Regions from separate parts of the Mus musculus genome. Here all the other regions are linked to region 1. A link is a loop called in an ENCODE intact Hi-C map of the cell type or tissue named here. Cell type or tissue: left cerebral cortex. All regions are shown on one strand. Region 1 holds the start of Gm25064 (a small nuclear RNA gene). Region 2 overlaps Aagab (alpha- and gamma-adaptin binding protein). Region 3 holds the start of Iqch (IQ motif containing H). Region 4 holds the start of 2300009A05Rik (RIKEN cDNA 2300009A05 gene).

Region 1 (5,000 bases):
CATCACGTGGCGGACTGTGACTTCAGGGCTGCGCACAGCTCAGTCCCGAACAAGTCTGTTTCCCATCGTCCCCTCATTTGCATATACAATGTAAAAAGAGTTTTCGAATATAAATGAACTTACTCTGAGTCTAAATAAAAAAATTTCGAACATATAACATAAAACCTAGAAGGTACTACTTTGGGGAGTCATTGATTTTGAAAACAATATAGAAACTTCTCACCATAATCTAAAAGGAACTTAAAATTTTGTCCTTATATACTTCCTGAGAAAATGGGCTGTTCGTGCTCGCTTCGGCAGCACATATACTAAAATTGGAACGATACAGAGAAGATTAGCATGGCCCCTGCGCAAGGATGACACGCAAATTCGTGAAGCGTTCCATATTTTTCCTACTTAATTTTTTTTTCCCTCATGAAGTCCAAAACAGCCCCAACGGTTTTACCTTTTGCTTGACTAAATCGAACCATTGTACTCAAGGAAGGAATGTGAGGCGTGACATAAGCAGACCCATCACTTTGCAATGCGCCTTATCCATGGGCTTCAGTTGCAGTTTGTGACTTATTTTAATTTTTGAGATAGGTCTCACAGGTTCCACCATGACCCCGAGTTTGCTATACAGTCTAGGATAACCTCAAACTTAAGCTCTTCCTGCCTCCACGTCCCCATTGCTGGGATTACAGGCGTGCACTACCACACCTGGCTCCAGCTCATCTCTCCCCTCCTCAATAACCTATTTCTTCACCTTAGCCCTAAGGAATGGTTTTGCTAAAGCCGTAGAGTCACCTGGGCGAGACTAGCAAGCCTTTAAAACTAGGTCTGATACCTTTGAAGAGACACTGGCTATGGAAGCAAAATTTCCTGGTTGCACAATATTTACTAGTTATTGCCAAATAACTAGTGCATAAATAATGCTTAAATCTTAACCATCAAGATGAAGAAGAAACGACCACCCTCCTTAAGTTCAAATTTCCTGTGCTGATTTACTCAGTGCTTTCTGACATACCAATTTCTTCCTCAAAGAAAAATGGGGTATGTGCTTCCCTGGTTCCTGAGCCCGCGCGTGGGCTCTGCAGCCCCTGGGACGCCTGCGGTTCCCGGGCTCGCCCCAGTGACACCTGTGATCAGCCCTGAAGACCAGGGTGGACTAGGTGAACCCCACATGCCGCCGCTGGCTGTAGAGCAGCGTACCACTCTGTATATATTTCTGTTTTAGTCTGTGGAGGTGACATGACCCCTTCCTGATTACAGTGGCTGAATCAAGATCTGTGGGACTCCTTGCGCCTCGGCTTTCCGCCTTCCTTTAAAGCATAGACTGGCCTAGAATCGTATCAACAGTTCTGTTTCAATCAGATGTCCCATTTGGATAAACAGTTTTAAATTATCTCCCAGAGTGCTGTCAATCAAAGTCACTACGGATACTAGTGTGGTGCTTCATCCTCCGACAGGAAGGACTGGCAGGATCGCTTATGTTGGAATGGAGTGGTATAGGAACTCAGTAGAAACCCCCTGAATCTTAAGGACAGGACCTGGCATTCTGTTGGGGTATGCAATCCTTAGGGCTAGGAAAAAAAAAAAAATCTAAAGCCCTGATTGTCTTTTCTGGCTCTACTCTAACTTGCTCAAATACTTGGGCCAATCTCTTGCCCCTTTGGCCACCTGTAGCCATCCAACGTTGGCACCTTATGATGTCTTTCCAACGTGGGTTTTTATGGCTGCTTTCAAGTGTCTTCAGAAAGCTCAGAAGGCCAGGCTGGAGAGAGCACTGCTCTGTCCCCTTTCGTGGGCGCTAGAGGAGGGGAGGTCCACAGACTGGATAATGCCCTATGGGGGTGTGTCCTTTCCTATCACACACAGATGTGCTAGCTCTTCTTCACCCAGACTGTCTTCCAGGGTTTACCTGCATTAGCTCATCCCTGCATGAAGTCATGTTTTAAGCAGAAACAGAGTTCCAACTCTTGTTGTGGGTTCCCTACCACACAAGGAGAGGCAGAGAACTTGGTTACAGAGTTTATACTCTTAGCACATCACCGAACACCACCGGGGCCTCTGGATGGGGAGGACCAGGTGAGGCTGTTTAGAATGATGGAAAGCATGGAGGGGTCGTGAAGGGCAGTTTTGCTTCTACTGGCGATCCGGATTCTAGGTGAGAGTTGCATATCTGCAAAGGCTTACGGTTGTACGGTGTGGCAGGGTAGTTGGGAATGTGTGAACCATGGGCTTGCAAAATGTGGAGGTAGTGTTCTTGAGACACAGTTGGGACAGGAGGAAGGGTTTTCTTTCCTAAGTTGATGATAAATTACTCGACACCCTGCCCCAACACTAATTCTATTGATGAAGGATCTTCTTTGAGAGCAGCGAGCTCTCGAGCTTAATTAACCTTATGTAAATGAGCGTAATTGCATCTCAGTGGCTGTTGTCCGGAAGCACCTGGGGATCCCTTCCCTCAGACGTTTCCAGCACCTAGATGAACTATCCTTTCACGTGGATATTCCACGTGGGCACCGTGTACCGTTGGAGGAAAAATAAGATATGACCTTAGTTGTGGAGGTACTTGTGGTCCCCTGGGAGGCCGACTCATACAGCCAAAGATAACAAGAAAGTAAGTGTCCTCCTAGACTCAGGAACCTGAAGCCCTGTAGAACTCAGAAGTTAGCTGTGCCAGGGACGTGAGGAACCCATTGGCAGAGGAGACAGAGGTGAGAAGCAATTTACTGGTGTCTCAAGGGCATAAAACATCTCTCTACTTAGTCTCTTAGGAAAGGTTTGTCGCAGTGGTGGAGAGCGACAATCTGTCCCACGCAGCTCCCAAAAGGGATGGAGTTCCTCTAGAGAAAGGACGTGGACGGGCATGTTTACATAGCTCCCCAGCTCCGGACCTGTATTCCAGAGGCAGAGTCTTGTAGGGAACGCAGGGAAACAGAGTTGCCAAAGCAAACACCCGGAGAAATCCGGTGTCCACAATCCCCCTTAATCCCGCAAGCACACTTTTCTCTGCTAGAGCGAAGGTGTCTGAGCCGCTTGCGATGGCTGTAATGCCTAAAGTTCGTCGCAAGGTGGCAACATTGTGGCGAGAAATAGACATTAAAAATCCTGGGTTTTTTTTTAAAGCATATTTTCTCTATTAATGTTTCATTTAACTTAATTAGAATCTGGTAAGCTAATTAAAGTAGCTACGAGCCCCGCAATCAGCAATAATTCGTATAATTATTGATAATTACATCCATACCAATCGTTTGGTTATTAACATTTTGGGGGGGAACAAGCCATTTCTAAGTGATGCAGAGCCCAGGAGGGTTTCTGTGTTTTGTAGTTTGTTTTATTTTTTTGCGCGATGGAACTTTCTAGGTCGAATCCACCAACACCTCCAACCCTGAGAGGCTCCCTACCATCTGAGGCTCTCCTTCTGGCTAGCCCAAGGTCCCTGTATACTTTTTTCCACTTTGGGGGAGTTTGGAGGGAAAACGCGAGAATTCAATATTCTCCAGACTCCTTAGTTGGTGTGTAGCCACGGACCTTCGGGCTTAGGTGGCAACTGTCCTGCCCATTTTACAGAAAAGGGTTGTGCATTTAGATGCATTGAGACCACAGAATACTCGAATGCAATCTGCAAGTGTCCTCTCCTGCAGGGGTGCCCTGGGAACACAAGTCACTTCCTAAGTGGGTCTCACTTTCGCGGTGGGTGCAGCCCAGAAGTGAGCAGAGTAACCATGCCCTTTTTACCTCACCCCTACATAAATGATTCCAAGGCCTTGGGGATCCCAGAAAGAGAATAGCAAGAGGGAGCCCTACAGTTTGCCTGGTTGACCCCACCACCCTTACTTCCACACCAGTCTTGTTCTCTCAGTATCCGAGGCTTGAAGGGTCTCAGCCACAGCCCAGGGACTGAGTAGTCTTGGGTTTCACCCGTGCAAGGGGCTCAGCATCTGCTTCTCTTCGCCATCACCCAGACTGTGTCCCAGCTTGCCTGCATCACAAAAGGCCTCCAGTGAAACTCCCCGCCTGAAACTCCAGAGAACTGCAGGACCCGACTTCGACTTCGCTTCCAAGGTCCCCTAGAGAGTGCTTGGGGAGAGCCTGCGGTGCTAGGCTGAGAGCCTGTTCTTGGAGGCGATGGTCCAGGCAGCGGCCTGCAGATGGGCTTTCTTCTTGGAGTGTTTCCCTGAGCCTCAGGGCAGAGACAGTCGAACGACATTTAATGGAGATTGGGAAGTGAGGACCTGGAAAAAATAAAGGGCACATCGCAGGACCTTTGCTAGCCAGAGGAGGACATGAAAGCCAGTCTGGGCTGAAAAATTCGTAAGAGAAAGAGCTTTTTCAGTTCCGTCCTCCACACTACTCAGGAAAGAATGGGTTTCCTGCAGTTTCCTTGCAGAAACTGAGGCTGGTGGCCTCTAGGTGAGGATTTGCATTTCCGGGCCACAGCCCGGGGAGAGTCCTGGCCCTTGCATCTGCAGCCAGCAGACCTCACATTCCTCATGGGGTTTGGTTTCTCCAGCTCCAAAAATGCCCTGGGACTAGGAGGGGGAGATTATTATAATGAGGACAGAGCTTCCTCCTTCGGGGTAGAGACAGGCTTCTTGAGGATGCACCACAGGGCATCTGTCTGGGCGGGACGGCAAACTCTCAGCATCTTTTCTAGATCAGTTTCGCCAAGCTCCTTTCTAGCCCTTCACTCCTCACTTCTACCAGGCCAGTGTTCCTGGTCTATGATGCCCGCTTCAGCAAGCAGAGCAATTATGATCGAATTCTGGATTCCTAACAGCTTGGAGAGGCTTCTCTTGCTGAGTGCACCCCAAATCCCTGCAGGTGACTTCACACATAGGAAATGTAAGGGGTAAAAATTAACTTTCCGGCTGTACAAGCAAATCGCAGGAAGGAAGGGACCACTGTCCAGGGGACAAGGCAGTAATCCCCCTCCCCGGGTAAAGCCGGGGGGGGGGGGGAGATGCAGCCCTGATGCGGGGGAGGAGATTGAGTGAGTTTTAGGTGGATCTGTA
Region 2 (5,000 bases), 490 kb after region 1:
CTCTTTTTCTTGTCACTGTTCCCTAAACCACTGTAAGAGGGACCCCTTAGCAGTTTCACTGTGTTAGCTGTTGCATGTAATGTAAAGAGGATAAGGTCTCCGGGAGGGGTGCCTAGCTTATGACAATTATGTAACAAAGCAGGGACTGGTTGGGTAGTTGGGAGGTCCTGGGCGTGTGTGAATTTACAGACTGAGCATACTTTGCTTCTGCACAGGTTGGTTTTCTGTCAACTCTAAGCTAAAAGAAACCTTTTCCTCTCCAGAGTTGACTTAGTCCTGACGTTTGTCACAGCAATGCAGAGCAAACTAGGACTACATCTTCATGCAGACGTATTTCTGCATCCTGTGTGTTCAGTCAGTGGAGCGGTGTTCTTTACGTGTGAGGCAGAGGCACATGCAGATTTGTGTGGCTCTTTACCATCGTCTCGTTTTCTCTGCAGTCCTGGGACACTGCTGTGCTTCCAGCTAAAACCCAAGATTTCGGCATTAGTTTACTTTCGTGTTAAGAGGACCGAGGTCTGTGTTGCAAACAAAATAACCACCTCCTCCTAGGAGAAGCAAGCGATATAGCCAGGGATGTGCAGGTCTTAAGAAGTAGGACATCTTGCAGAGTTTCAAGTCTGTCCCTACAGAGACAGAGCTCTGTGTGACTGTGTGCTGGGCCATCAGGTCCTTCCAGGGCAGCCTGCTTCCTCTGCGCCCTGAGAACCTGCAGCTTCTCTGCTGTGCACGCCAGCAAGCTACATCTTCCTCAGCAGCTGCCGCCTCCTCCCTTCCTCTTCTGTTTTATTTCTATTGTGTGTATGTGCAGGTGTGTAGATGCGTATATGGAGGTGGGATATAGATATATGAAGAGGTCAAGGGTCGACCTTGGCTGTTGTTCCTCAGAGCCATCACCTTGTATCTTGAGACAGTTTCTCACTGGACCCCGAGGCCTTGCTGATTAGGCTCTGCTGACAAGCACATGCCTTCACACCTGCCTTTTTACTTGGGTGTGAGGAGACACTCGGGGCCTTCTATTTGCACTGCAGCCACTCAAATGGCTAAGCTGTCTACCCAGTCACACAGTAGGCTTTCTGAAAGCCTAAAATTAGGCATAAGAGAAGGGTCCATCCATGGTCCATTATGGGTGGGAGAGGCGTTCATGAAGCCTCACCTACCTTAGGAGCTATTGGCAGTTAATGGTTGCTGGGAAGCGGGAGTCATTTTCTTCTGTGATATAACTGCTATTAAAGTTGCCCAGTAAGTAACCTTCCACCCATGCTTATGCATGCAGCCCTAATTAAACTCTGTGAGTCAGAAAAGAAGCCACAGAATAACAACAAAACCCCAAATCAGCCATGAAAATGGGATAGAGACTGTCTGGAAGAAGGTTGGCTCAGTGAGAGTGGGAAGGGCTGAGAAAGGGTAATGGGGAGGGGGATGAGAGTGACCGAATTGCATGACAAATACATTACATGCACATAGGAACTCATCCGAAAGCAACAGCAGTGAACAAGTTATGTTTAAAGCTACCATGCACTCAGGTTCTTGCACTGCTAGGTGTGTTCAGTCAAAAAAGCATGTCCGTGCATGGCATCCTTATAAATGCTCAAGCAGTGTTGTGCACGATAGCCCATGGATGAGAGCAACTCCAGAACCAGTGGGCATCTCATTCAGCAGACTGGGTGACTCTGCTCTAAACAAGTATGTGCAAGCTCTGCCAGGGCGAACCCACCATGCCACCGCTTTGCCCAGAGCTTTTGTGTCATTGTGCTTTGTGGAGATATCTAGAACAATTCAATCCATAGCGGCAGAGTATGGATTAGTGGTCCCCGGGGCTGATGGAGAGGTTGCTAAGGAGATGGAATTTCCTCATCAGAACATGAAAAGCGTGTTTTTGACTTAGTGCTGATCATTGCAGAGTTTTGTGACTATACTAAAAGCACTGAATTCTATACGTAAAAGGGGTGGCTTTGATATGTGACTGGCATTTCTCATATCCTTGAGTTAGATTATGTTCGTTATCCGATTTAATTTCACAGCATCCAATAAGTGTTAGGTGCAGAGGTTAAATGACTTTGCCTGAGGCACAGAGGTCAAGAAGTGTCACACTCATTACCAGGCTGGCGACATGCAATCCCCAGGGAACTTAGTAAGTAGTAGTGCTCTGGTCATCCGCCCCCAGACATTCTGACTGGTTTGTGGTGACGCTCAGCTTCCCAGAACCCTGTATGCTTTGAACTCGGTGCATTCAACTCGTTATGTTTATAAATTACTAAACCGTGTACGTGGGATGGGGTACATGTGTGTGCAGTGCCTGTGGAGTCCTGAAGAGGGCGTTGGATGCCCTGGAATTTGGAGTTATGGGCAGTTGTGAGTTGCCTGACCCGGGTTCTGGGAACCAAACTCCTCAGGGCCCTCTGAAAGAGAAGCGCACGCTTTTAAACACCACACTGTCTCTCTAGCCTTGGGCTATATTTTTGACCTGTATGATGAAGTTGGTCTTCATCAGCCACTTCCAGTCCTGGCTGCACATTGGGAACTTTTGAAACCGGTGCTGTCTGGGCCAATCTACTAGTGGGTGGCAGCTGCAGTGTTAGGAGCTGCAGGGACTCGCTTGTAGGCATGGTGAGACGTGCTGGCACAAAGTAGTCATCTAGTTTTGACTTGTGCCAGTGTGCTTGATCGGGGAGAGTGAATTGAGCATTTTGAAAGCTGCATTGGCCTCCGATTCTATAGTCACCAAGAGCCTGTATTTTCTCATTCCTGAATCCTGACTTCCAAAAGCCACAGGAAGAAAGACAAGACAGGACCAGTATTAGTTCACCTTAGGAGAGGTGAAGGCAGGGTGTGTGCCCCTTCTTCCTCCTCCATACCTGTGACTTGTGTTATTAGCACAACACAAAGGTCACCTGTGCTCCTTGGCATCTGCCATCATATAAGAGTGTTGTCAGACCCTGTGCACTTGGCCATTTGGAGGCCACTGCTGGCCTCCAGTCTCTCCTTGGTGTAGACTTTAGGTTCTAGTCTGAAGTTCATTCAGGCACTAATTGCTGAGCACACACTGTGTTCGGGGGCCCGTGCTTGGTTTACACTGTTGAATAGTCAGTGTCTGCACTTACGGGCTCCCTGTGGGAACAATATTCACTAGGCAACAGGACACCAGTGAGTTATGTAGAGTGCTACAAGGTGAGGGGTGGTGGGAAAGTAAACCGGAGAGGGCACTGTGGCTTGGGGTAGATTGCAGTATAAATAGGGTAGTCAGCTTAGATCCCTTGGCAGGTAGAGATTTAGACCTGGGAGAAGAGCATCTTGACAGGGCATGCAGTAAGGTGAGAGCACCCTGGCATTTGAAGGATAGCTAGGTGCTCCCTATGACTACAGAGGAGAAGAGATGGGCGAAAGATAGAACACTTGGATATTTAGGGCTCTGCAAGACATCTTGATAGCTTTGGCATCCACTCAGGTAAAACTAAGCACTTTGCCAAGGCTTTGAATAGAAGAGATGGCATGATATAACTGAGAGAGGACTGACTGCTGTGTGATGGAGAAGAACAGGAGAAGAAACCAATCTTCCAGGTGAGAGAAAGGCGACTGTAGGCGTACCTCAACTGAGTGATTCTTAGTGGAGGCCCAGGAGGGCCAGAAGAATCTGTATCAGGCACTACACTCACCTCTGGGGGGATGCTGAGTGGGTCGGGGATGCCTCTCTCAACTGCCCTGGGCAGGAAACTCTGAAGAGCTTCTGGACTTGCCTGTTAAATAGTGCAGGAATAGCACCATGGCATCTGTGCCAGATGGTCACCCACCCTTTCTGACTGAGTGCTTTTAAGTAACAGCTCAGAGCTGTGTGCAATTAATCGCATAAAGAAATCAAAGGCCTCGGCAGATAGAGCTGGTCTTCTGGGCAAAGCTGTTTCTTTTACTTTGTGCTATAATTCTGAAAACAGTGCTAAGACATTTTTCTCTGTCCGTGATGTGCGCTCCCACGTGTCTACTCCAGTACCAGCTTTCCTAGTGTACCTGTGAGGTGAAGAAAAGTCTCGTGGAAGTTGTGTGCTGGGTGTGGTGGCCCATGCCTGTAAGCACAACACTTGAGACTGAAGCAGGAAGTCCCTGAATTTGAGATCAACCTGACTGTATAATGAGATCCTGCCTCAGAGAACTGGACAAAATTTGGTTCAGGGTAACTGAATGATCAGTGAAATGGGAAGAATGGTGGCTGTCTAGCGTAAAGAGAGGAGATTGCATTGGCTACACATACATGTATGCATGTGCACATGTGTGTGTAAACATGTAGTTTGTTAAAAACTCATATAGAGTTAAGCACAAGGTTAAGAGAAAGATGCTTAGGAAGAAAGCAAGATGCACCCAAGAGCATGGTGTGTGGGTTTGTTAAAGAAAAATTATAATGACCTTGTAGGGTTACTGTTGGGCTCTTTTGCTGCATATGAATATGTAGTCACAGTTGCAGGAAGGGAGGGGGCTTATGTACTTGTGTGTGTTTGTAGAGGTCCAGGGTTGACATCAGTCACTCTCCACTTAGTATTTTGAGGCAAGGTATCTCACTGAACATTTTGGCTGCTTTGGGTAGCCAGCTCTCTCAGGGCATCCCTGTCTCTGCCTCCCACATGCTGAGCTTACAGATGGGTCACCATACCTACCTAGCATTGAACTCCTCTGGTCCTTGCACTTTTGTGGCAAGAACTTTACCCTGCTGAGCCATCTCCTCAGTTCCTGTCCTTGTGTTTTATAGGATGTAAGGGACATTGCTTTCTTTGACACAATTGTGTGTATGTATTAGCCTGAGCAAAACATTAGTATCTCCATGTATGCATTTGCTACGGCTTCTTTCTTTTACAGGAAAAGGAGGGATTGGGGAGGTGACTTGTCCATACACAAAGCAAGTTAGCTAAGGGGGTACAGGACCACAGGTCTCCTGAGCAGGAGTGTTGCTTCCATTGTACTGCGGATGCTTAGCGCAGTAGTTATGAGTGCATGAGAGAGCTGACCACACA
Region 3 (5,000 bases), 470 kb after region 1:
GATCTCATTACAGATGGTTGTGAGCCACCATGTGGTTGCTGGGATTTGAACTTAAAACCTTTGGAAGAACAGTCAGTGTTCTTAACCACTGAGCCATCTCCCCAGCCCCCTCCTTCTCTCTTTTTAAGCTATGCTTCAGGCTTGCTGGAACAGGAAACTACTGCCCCTGTAGTCAGGTCACTGTGAGAAGAACTGGCTGATCCCAGGACTGGGGACAAGTCTCCACTAGTGTTCTGGTTGTTTTGTGTCAATGAAAAGGGGGCTCTGTATAGAGAAAAACATAACTGTACTCAAAGAGAGGTCTGGCCCTCTGCTACTCAGAGATGAGCTCTAAACCTCTGGAATGTCCTGCCTGACATAAGTATCTGGATGCTTTAGTCACAAGGCAGTCTAACAACAAACACAGTTTATTTACAGTGGGGTTTTGAGCTGCCCTGTGTCTGTTGTGACGTGTGGAGGAACGGGAGTCTTCACAGAGTCAGCCTCGAGGGCCATGTGAGTTTGAGCAACATCCCAGCTCTGACTGGAGAAAGCTCAGGGAAGTTCTTCTAGTTGTCCAGCTTCTATACGATGTCACACGATGTCACACGTTGTGCCTGGAAGGAGGTGATACCTGACACCTCTTCTGGGATGGCCCCTGGACTCTGCTATGCATCTCTCTCCTTGGCTAACTTTAATCCTAATCACCAGGGTAGCTCATCTCTGACTTCCATGAGCCTTTCTCACAAATAAAATGTGAGAGTGCCATGGGACTCATAGGCTCACAGCCAGCCTAACTGACGTGAGGGTTGTTCGAGAGCTTCATACATGACCTTGCAGTTGGTGTCAGTGAGGACATGGGTGGGGACTGTCCTCGCTGGTGTTATATTTGGCTAAATTCACCACAGGGGAAATTGTTGAGTGTGATACAGGTAAGATTTAGGTCCAATTCATAACGGGGATGTCTATGAAGCTAGTGGGCTTAGGAACTCTGGAGTTTTGAAAAAGGTGTACTAGGATGTGTATTCTAAAGCGTTCAGGACGCTATCTCAAGCCTTTGTCAATTAAATATGAGTTAGAAATTATGGTGAACTGTGGGACCCCGACTTAGAGCGTTTCTCCCAGGAAGGTAAAGCCCCTGGACGGTCCCCAAGCTTGTTTTCCCTGATCTCTAAAAATATAGCTAGAAAGAAGCTCTTTGTTCTCTATAGCCAGCAAAAAGCCTTTTTGTTTCTATACTGTACAACCAGAGATGCCTGCCTTCCTGTGCCGAGGACACGGAGATAAAAATTCAGAAAGAACTCACTCCCCACACCTGCCTTGTAAATTTCACCAAGGACACCCAGAAGAGAAGAACTCTTCCCAGCTCTCCTCCCAACTCTTCCCAACACCTCTCCCAATTCCTCAGCTAGCTGTTAAAAGCCCCCTACTGTCACCACTCGGGTCGAACTCCCCTGCCCTGCACTGTGGAGGGACTTCGTCCTCAGCTAGCTGATAATAAAACCTCTTGCAGTTTGCATCAGGTGTGGTTTTCTCTCGAGATGTTGGGGTGTTGGCCAGCTCATCCCGGGACTTGAGCAGAGGCCCAGCATCGGGGGTCTTACAGAACTTCTTAAAGTGAGACCATCTTAAAGGGACCCATACCTAAACACGGAAAAAAACAAAACAAAACAAAGCAAAAAAAAAAAAAAAAAAACCAAACCAACCTAGCTGTTTCAGAAAAATTGTTCAACTGTCACAAACTGAATTACACTGGAGAAGTCAAGTCTTTGAGAGCTTTCTCCCTAGATTATAAATAAGATATTTCTCCAAGTTTTCATTTTTTATGTTGTTTTGTAATCCAGGTGATCTTAAAAATATGTTTGGTAACGCACACCTTTAATCCCAGCACTTGGGAGGTAAAGGCAGGCAGATTTCTGAGTTGGAGGCCAGCCTGGTCTACAGAGTGAGTTCCAGGACAGCCAGGGCTACACAGAGAAACTCTGTCTCGAAGAAAAAAAAATTTTAAAAAAAGCTTGGGTGTGTGTTCCCAAGCAAGCAGTGACTATTGTAGGTTAAGAAGCACGGGTCCCATAGCTCACGTTCTCTTCGAACTTCTCACCACCTCCTAATGATGAATCTGTTTCTCCTTCACATCCCCAAGCCATGGATGGACTTTAAACATTTCATAATTTATTTTTAAATGGTGCCTTGAGCACCCCAGCCTGCTAGTACAGATTGATAATCCCAGTTACTCAGGAGGCTGAGGCAGGAGGATCACAAGTTCCAGGCCTGCCTGGATTGTAGAGGGTGCTCCAAGACAGTCAATGACCATCTGGGCCCGAAGTATAAGGAAGACAGGTGATGCAGCCTAGCGGTAAAGCACTTGCTTGGCGCTAGCATGTCCTGTGTTCAACCCCCAGAGCATGATGCCCTAAAGTGTAGGCGTTTCCTGCTATAGGGCCGAGAGAATAAATGGTGGTGCTTGGGATCACAGGTTTCGGGGTTCGAGGGGAGGTCTGTGCGGCCGCCAGCCCGGCCTGTTTCCCACCTGGATTAGGATGGATCCAATGGGGTCGCTGTCCTCCTGGGCCTGCGCCATGACTAAGGAGGGCAGAAGACACTAGGCTCCGGAGGTATGGCCTCCTGCGGAGCGCTCCTAGATGGTGCGGGCACCCGTCACCATAGCAACGCGGCGCGCGCGACCGGCGCGCTCCACTGGAGGAGCGGGGAAGGGGGGTGTGAGGGCCAGCCGGAGCCTCGGCTGCCCAGCGCGCGGCCCCGCCCAGCGCGCGTGCCCGGATCATCTCCCCCGCGTGCCCGCTGCAGTGGTACGGCCCAAGGCGGAAGCAGCGCCGGCGCGGAACCCGCTCTGCCGCAGCGATGGCTGCCGGTGTACCCTGCGCGCTGGTTACCAGCTGCTCCGCCACCTTCACCGGGGACCGGCTGGTGCAACGTGAGTAACCCGACGTCTGAGCCGGGCTGCAAGGCCCAGTTCAGAGCCATGGGCGCAGGGCCGGCGACCTCTCCCGGGCTCTGCCCGAGCTGGGCCCTAGGCTCCGGCTCCTCCGCAGGTCTCGGCGCCAGGCGCTTAACCTTCTGCCTGTGTAAAGTGAGGCCGGTTTCTGACCTCCCGCCTCAGGGGTGGTGGCAAGCACCCCCTAAGATGATATTCAAGACCCCGGAAATTGTGCTCTTAGACGAATGTAAGGCGCTGGAGTTGCGGTGTTGTGTTTGGGGGTTATGCCCCTGCTGCTGGGGTAGTGGTTCCTCTTGTGAACTGAAGTGCTCAGCAAAAAAACAAAAAAACAAACAAACAAAAAATGCACGCGCGTTAGTGTTCTGCCAGGATGATGGACTGACCAGAACTCCTGTGATTGTGGAGAGCTGGAATTTTAATAACTGTAGCCAGATTCTCGTGGACTGTCTCTAGTCTCCTTCTTAGCCATTTGTTGCCCACTTCTGTGTCTGACCTAATATCCTCTGACTATCAGGTAAAGTCCTTTTGGGAATAAGCAAACAGACCCCCTAGCTTCCATCAACCCAAAGGCTAAGAATTTTATCAGTTGGTGTCTGAGGCCTACAGCAAGGGCTTCCACGATGTGCTGTAATCCACCAACCTGTTGTTCCCCTCAATGTATTTTTAGAACATCCTGATATGTAGCTTTGTTGTTCCTATAAGAACACCATGGAATTGTTATTGCCACGTTGGAACATTTGACTTGAGGCACCCCTGATTCCTGTTCCCTTTTCATGATCCCTCATATTTGGCTCCAGAATAAACGCTTACTCCCTTAGAGATGAGAGCTGTGGGCGTTCTTGATTCCCTCCCCTTGATTGTGTGTGTGTGTGTAATGTACATACATGCATACTTGTGTGTACATGATATTTGTTGGGTGCCCCCTCACTTGCAGTTACATTTCTTGAGTTCTTTCTGAGGTGAAAGTTCCCCGGAAAAAAATGAGTTTGAGGTGTTACTGCACCCAGTGCTTTTGCTTCTGGACCCTAAGGGCTATAAAATTCAGGGTTTTGTTTTTGTTTTTGTTTTGTTTTTTTTGCCTTTGTTGTGCATACGCGAATATACGTGTGTGTGTGTGTGTGTGTGTGTGTGTGTGTGTGTGTTTTCTGCTTTTTAGTCCCACTGCTCTGTGCATACTGAGCGTGGCACTCTACCTCAGAGATAAACCCCAGCCCCACCCCAAAATGAGCTCTGAAATGTAGGTCAGAGAGACTAGTGAGCTAGAGCTGAGGAGGCAGCTCACTGGCCAGGTCTATGGCTCTGACTGTGGGCAAGTCACTGAACCTCTGCCCTTCATCTTCCTATCTGTGGGCTGAGGATTATGTTTGGCCACAGGCCAGCACGTGGCAAGCATTGGATAAGTGGTTGGCCTTATTATAAAAGCGTATCACCTGTTTAACTCAGGCTTTGCTGAGCCTTAAAGGGGGCACATGAAGAGGTGTCCTGGGAGACCGTGGGTGCTGGCTTGCAAATGCGGCCGAGCCTGTAAAGCATCGTGCAGTTTGTAATTATTTTCTACACCTGTTGACAGAATTAGGCATGCTGTCGTTCCTGCACGGGTATTCTATAACTTGCTTATTCTGAACACTTAGACAGTTCCTTGCTAGGGCAGAAGCTTAGTTACAACATTCATAAATGAGAACCAAACTCTTTGCCATTCTCTTACTTCCCCTAAGCAGTGCTCCCCTTCCCCCATCCCCCACCAGGGAGTGCTCCCCTTCCCCCACCCCCCACCAGGGAGTGCTCCCCTTCCCCCATCCCCCACCAGGGAGTGCTCCCCCTTCCCTCCCACCAGGTCTCCCATCTTTGCCCCTTCTACTTCATGTTGAATTTAGTAAAATTTAGCATATGGAGAAAAAAATGTTAGCTGACATTTTGGTGGTGTTTTTTTTGCCATCTCCCCGGGGCCCCTGCATATTTTCTGTATTTTATAATTATTGTAATTATATAATTCTACTTCATATGTAGTTTTTAGCCTGGTGTGTGTGTGTGTGTGTGTGTGGTGTTGATGATGGATTCCAGT
Region 4 (5,000 bases), 260 kb after region 1:
TGCAAATCACTCATCCAAAAAGAAAAAAAACCCAGTGGTATGTGGTCAGAAGGCAGAGGGTCAAGAGAAGACCAGGACAAGGTAGGCATAAGTAAAAGAGGAGTGAGGGGTACAAGCTCAAATAAGAAATGAATTGCAATATGAAACTACCAACCCAAAATCTGAAAATCGCTGGGGATGAGGAATTTTAAAAGGCCCTCAAAGCAGTTATTAGTTTTCTATCCATACTGGGAGTAAGATAAAAATAATATGCCTTTTAAACCAACACTAAAGATTGAATTGGTGGAATGGTAGTGACCCTGAGAATTATATTTTATGGTATTAATCATGGCTTTCAGTTAAATACTCTTTTAAAATATATACTTTTAAAAACAAATCATACAAGTAAATTCTCCCAGATAAAATTTAAAAACTGGTTAATGGTTATTGGTTTAGTAACAATGGCGTGCAGGAGCCATTATCAGTCTTGCTTATTGATAGTGGTCAGAATTGATAAGGGAATCAGAATTCTGTAGTTTCTCTCCTGGAATGAATGAGGTTTTTAGGGTTTTTCACCCTAGAATGAAGAGAATAGTGCACAAATGAGGAAGATTTGGTGCCTCTGTGTTTTCCACATTAAAAAATTTTAGTCAGTATGTTTTGAAATCAAAATCTTTAAGATTCCATGAAATAATAAAATTCAGATTACTGAAGATCAAAACAAACTTGAGAAACAGTTCTTTGTATGATCATTCATTTTAAGTTAACTGAACAGTAGGTAAACTACTGTTGAATTAAGAACTTAAAACAATTGGAACTTTATAGTAAGGCTCCGATAACCCAGCCATTCCAGTGGTGAGTTGCTTTCCTTAAATCGTAATCTATTTCCCAGCAGGATACTCAGGCTGATAAACCATCAGGAAAATGTCAGCTCCACTGAAGGGAAGGTGGAGGAGAAAGGGAACAAATGAGTCAACAGAAATCCTTAGTATTCACAAAATGGAAAATTAATTATTCTGATTACTACTCATTTACAAAGGAAGACAAGGAATAAAATCCTTTGTATTCTTATTCCCAGCCAGGGACTTGATCCAGATGGGCAAACTGTACCCTCGCCAGCTAGGATCCTCTTACTTAATTCATATTTCTCTTACTTCAGACAAAAAATAAAAACCAAAATTACTAAATTGGTTTTTAGTAAAGTCCAGAAAAGGGTTTCAGAGTAAGCCAAGTTGTAGCACAGCATACAGGAACACTTTCTCTGCTATACTTACAGACTTTCTAAAAGCCCACTGTTAAATCACTATTTTATATTAAAAAACAAAGAAAGAACCAACAACAAAAAACCCTACATCTGTTGTATTTCTGAAAAGGTTTTACTTTTCTGTGTGGGAAGTGTTTTTTTTTTTTCTTCTTTTGATGTCTTAATGACCTACAGCTAAAAGATAAACCCTTAGTCATGACAGGTATCTTTAAGGAAATGTTTATTTTAACCTGTGACATTTTATATAAGGGATTCAGCCTATATAGTTTACCTATGGCTTGACCTGCTAGGGTTTCTTTTATTATTAATTTTATTTTTTTACAGTCTAGCTGTTGCCCTCCTCCTGGTCCCCCTCCCACAGTTCCTCATCCCATTTCTCCTCCTGGCCTACTAGTTTTCCTAACCTATATCTCAGTATTTGGAAAAGAATGACTCCTGCCAATTCTGAAAATAATAAAATAAACTCATTTCACAAATCTAATTTGTTAGCATTTTGGCTTTTCCCATAGTTTCATACCAACCTCAGGATTAGTTGACATACACTGTATAGAGTGGATCAAACAAGTTATGAGACACATTGGTGTATAATCTCCTTCCTGGATTTTCCAGGGGGACAATGGCTCAAAAATCCCGTAAGTGCTATTTGAGTTATTATAAGCAGAAATGCCCATGCTTTATTAAATTGAATGAACTACCAGACTATATGTAACACTAGTACGGCTACACAGAGTTTAGTGTTAATTTTGGATTGAAAAAAAAAAAAAAACTATTTGGAGGGGGAGGGTGAAGGGGATAGGGGATTTTCGGAGGGGAAACTAGGAAAGGGGATAACATTTGAAATGTAAATAAAGAAAATAATCTAATAAAAAAGTTAATAAATCCCTAGACAGCAATATTTAAAAAAAAACTATTTGGATTATACTGGTTCTGCTTCCTTGTATAGAGTTTGAGTGACTGACATCTAAGTTAATATTTTTTTTAGCAGCTATTAATAGGTCCGAAACATCTTGAGGACTTGAATTTTTCCCTAATCTATAAAATGCTGTCACATCTACAATCCGTGATATTGACTCTTCTGCCATTAGACCACAGAACACACACATCTAGCAGGAGGACCGTCAGAATTAGATTATCTTCAGGAATATAGATACTAAAGGATCTTAAAAGACAGCATCTTTTAAGTCTAGCACCTGAGAAAATATGATGTCTGGAGAGAACCTACTGCTTTTAGCAAAACACAATTGCTGAGATTTCACAGAAAGACAAAGAAACTTTAAAAGTCCGTCCAGTTTTTTGTCCTCCAAAGGCTCTTGGTGATGAGCGCGGGAATGACTCTTGCTAAGCAACTTCGGAGCCACTGTCGGGACTCACTCCTCGCTGCCCTGGGCAGGGTTCTCCCGGGTGGACAGTGGCAGGGCACGACCTCAGGGGTGCTGCAAGCAGCCCACCGGGGATGCGAAGGGCCGGCCCTGGAGAGCGAGCAGCGTGCTTGTGGGCCAGCGGCCGCCCTGGGATGGAGGAGTGCCTGGGTCAGACGAGGGCGCCGCCACTCACCCAGGTTGATGACCTTGAGCGCGGTGAAGAAGCGGTCCTGCGGGGCCAGGTCCTGCCAGGGCGCCTTGGAGCAGTGGTACTTGATGAAGGGGAAGCAGCCGGTGCGCAGGACGTGGTAGTTGGCGCCCAGCACCGGCCAATTGAAGTGCGACAGGCCGAACTGGTCGTTGTGGACCGCACTGTAGGGCACGCAGAAGGAAGTCCAGTGCGGCAGCCGCCGCTGCAGCAGGTGCTGCGTCAGCACCTCCGAGGCGCGGGGCTTCGGGCGGGAGGCGGCGCCCGAGGCCCAGGGCCGGCACAGCAGCAGCCGCAGCGTAGCCTCGTGGGCCCTCCGCAGGGCCTCCATGGCCGGGGCACGCCGGGGAGCCGGCCCTGGGCCCCTGGGGCCGGGCCTCTGGGGGCGGGGTCAGGCGAGTGTGCGCATGCGTGTTCCCCTCACCACCCTAGGCCAGGGCGGGGGACACCCAGCGGGCAGCGCGCGGGTGAGAGCGCCTTGAGGTGCGGCGCGTGCGCACAGGACGGGACGGGAGGGCGGAGCGACTGCGCAGATCAGGAAAATTGTCACCTCTGGCCTCAGGTAACCTCGGAGCAGGGAGACAATGTTAAAACAATCCTCCACAGCGACAAACCCGGTCTGGCTGTCAGGCGCTGGGCTCCAGGGAAATCCTCAGGGATGCTGAGGTGCTTGAGGTGTGCACAGGAAAGTGAGCTGACACCAAGGCCTGGCCTTTGCCCGGGCTGGACGCTTGGTGACCTCAGACTGCACGTATGTGCAGATGTCCTCACAGTCGTGTTCACTGTCCAGACTGAATCCTACCTAGATAGTGCAAGATAGGGTCCCAAGCCAGATGTGGCGCTTGCCTGGAATCACAGCCCTGAAAAGGCTGAGATGTGAGGATGGGGAGGTGGAGGCCAGCCTGGGCTACATAGAAGAGCAAGTCTCAACTGCCTCCCTGTCCCCGCACCACCACCCCCAAAACCCGAAAAGCAGTCCTATGTTTTCTCATTTAGTGCCCTAAAGCTCAGAAAAACTTCCCTCCTGAGAACACAGTAAATACTAGGACCGGAATTGGCAGTCACCAACCTTTAACAATCTCAGTTACCCATGAAAGTGTAAGGGAAGCATTTCTCAGACTTTCTGCTAGCATACAACCTCATGTCTAAAGTATCATTACTCTTATATGTCCTCAATTTTTGTGGGGAGAATGAGTAAATAGGATGAGGTTTCTGGAAAGTACCATATGCAAATGAAGTAATTCTCTGTGTTGGAACTATATAACAATTATTTGCTGAAAATTCAAGAAGGATGTAGAATAGTGTGATGTTTAAAGAAGATTTGTTTATTTTGTGTATACAAGTGCTCCATTTTCATGCACACCAGAAGAGGAAATCAGATCCCATTACAGATGGTTGTGAGTCACCATGTGGTAGCTGGGAATTGAACTCAGGTCCTCTGGAAGGGCAGCCAATGCTCTTAACCACTGAGCCATCTCTCCAGCAACATTTTTGTTTTTATAGTCACCAGTTTTGGGTTAGTCAACATTGAGTTCATTCCACAAATATGTTAAATATTTAGGGGGGTTTTGCAGTCATGCAAATAGTTTGAACTTTATAAGATTCTCTATTAGATATCGATTTTTAAAGAAAGATTAGGTGAAGTCATGATATATTTGATATGCAGAATAGCTAGGAGGACTATTGAAGGGAGGTAGGGAGCTGCAGCAGAACTGTCATTTTCAAAGTAAAGTTTTAAAAGCAATGGAGCCCTTTTTCAGACAAAATCTGTCACAGAATTCTAACATATAAAGAAAATTATAAACACAATGTGTTTATTTCTAAACATTTATAAAATTAATTTTTTAATAGTAGTTTCATAGGTAAAGTGGCACCACAACAGAATCACAGCTAGTTTGTTGCCTTGGTTTTGCTGTTCTTGAGTAGGGAGGGGAGCACTGGGCTTTCAGCACTGGTTTGTTGCTGTTGTTTTGTATTGCAAAACAGTGACAATTAAACTGCCATTTCGTTTCCTGGATTTTCTGCTTTGGCTCTATATTATTCAGAAAAATCCTGATCTTTCCAGAAAAACTAACTTTTTAAAATAAAAGTAGAATTTTTTTTTTAATGATTTACCTTAAAGGTGAGCAATGCTTCTGTTATTTATATTTTTAAATGGCAGCAGAAGACTAATTATGAGAACTACACA

Evidence for each region. Hi-C counts contacts between places; a loop is a spot of excess contacts. Peaks named below come from ENCODE experiments on the same cell type or tissue, not always from the same donor. Only the 100,000 strongest peaks of a DNase experiment are listed, where the experiment ranks them.
Region 2: it touches region 1 in a loop (2.9-fold over the local background); 7 of 42 quality-filtered maps call a loop at or near these places.
Region 3: a loop joins it to region 1, with 7 times the contacts of the local background. A loop is called at or near these places in 14 of 42 quality-filtered maps.
Region 4: a loop joins it to region 1, with 6 times the contacts of the local background. A loop is called at or near these places in 8 of 42 quality-filtered maps.

What each region holds. Positions count from the first base shown.
Region 1 is chr9:63,132,999-63,137,998 of GRCm38, forward strand. It overlaps Gm25064 (a small nuclear RNA gene), which reads left to right and starts at 285; the gene lies at 285-391. In left cerebral cortex, a CTCF peak has its summit at 3,046; DNase peaks (open chromatin) are centred at 481 and 3,040; H3K4me3 peaks cover 1,750 bases; H3K27ac peaks cover 306 bases.
Region 2 is chr9:63,621,778-63,626,777 of GRCm38, forward strand. The region is part of intron 5 of Aagab (alpha- and gamma-adaptin binding protein); the gene reads left to right. Among named protein-coding and RNA genes, the nearest start is that of Aagab, 22 kb to the left of the region's middle. In left cerebral cortex, a CTCF peak has its summit at 2,325 (motif pointing right); DNase peaks (open chromatin) are centred at 2,536 and 3,528; H3K27ac peaks cover 1,036 bases.
Region 3 is chr9:63,599,858-63,604,857 of GRCm38, forward strand. Iqch (IQ motif containing H) reads right to left here and starts at 2,636. Exons shown (of 22, transcript NM_001311098.1): 1 at 2,510-2,636. The coding sequence starts at 2,560. It overlaps Aagab (alpha- and gamma-adaptin binding protein), which reads left to right and starts at 2,789. Exons shown (of 10, transcript NM_025857.3): 1 at 2,789-2,914. The coding sequence starts at 2,842. In left cerebral cortex, a CTCF peak has its summit at 2,379; DNase peaks (open chromatin) are centred at 2,701 and 3,515; H3K4me3 peaks cover 2,584 bases; H3K27ac peaks cover 1,151 bases.
Region 4 is chr9:63,396,079-63,401,078 of GRCm38, forward strand. It overlaps 2300009A05Rik (RIKEN cDNA 2300009A05 gene), which reads right to left and starts at 3,166. Exons shown (of 2, transcript NM_027090.1): 1 at 2,798-3,166. The coding sequence starts at 3,143. Gm16759 (a long non-coding RNA gene) reads left to right here and starts at 3,239. Exons shown (of 5, transcript XR_003948339.1): 1 at 3,239-3,374. In left cerebral cortex, no CTCF peak of the experiment used is centred here; DNase peaks (open chromatin) are centred at 2,628 and 3,256; H3K4me3 peaks cover 2,244 bases; H3K27ac peaks cover 1,379 bases.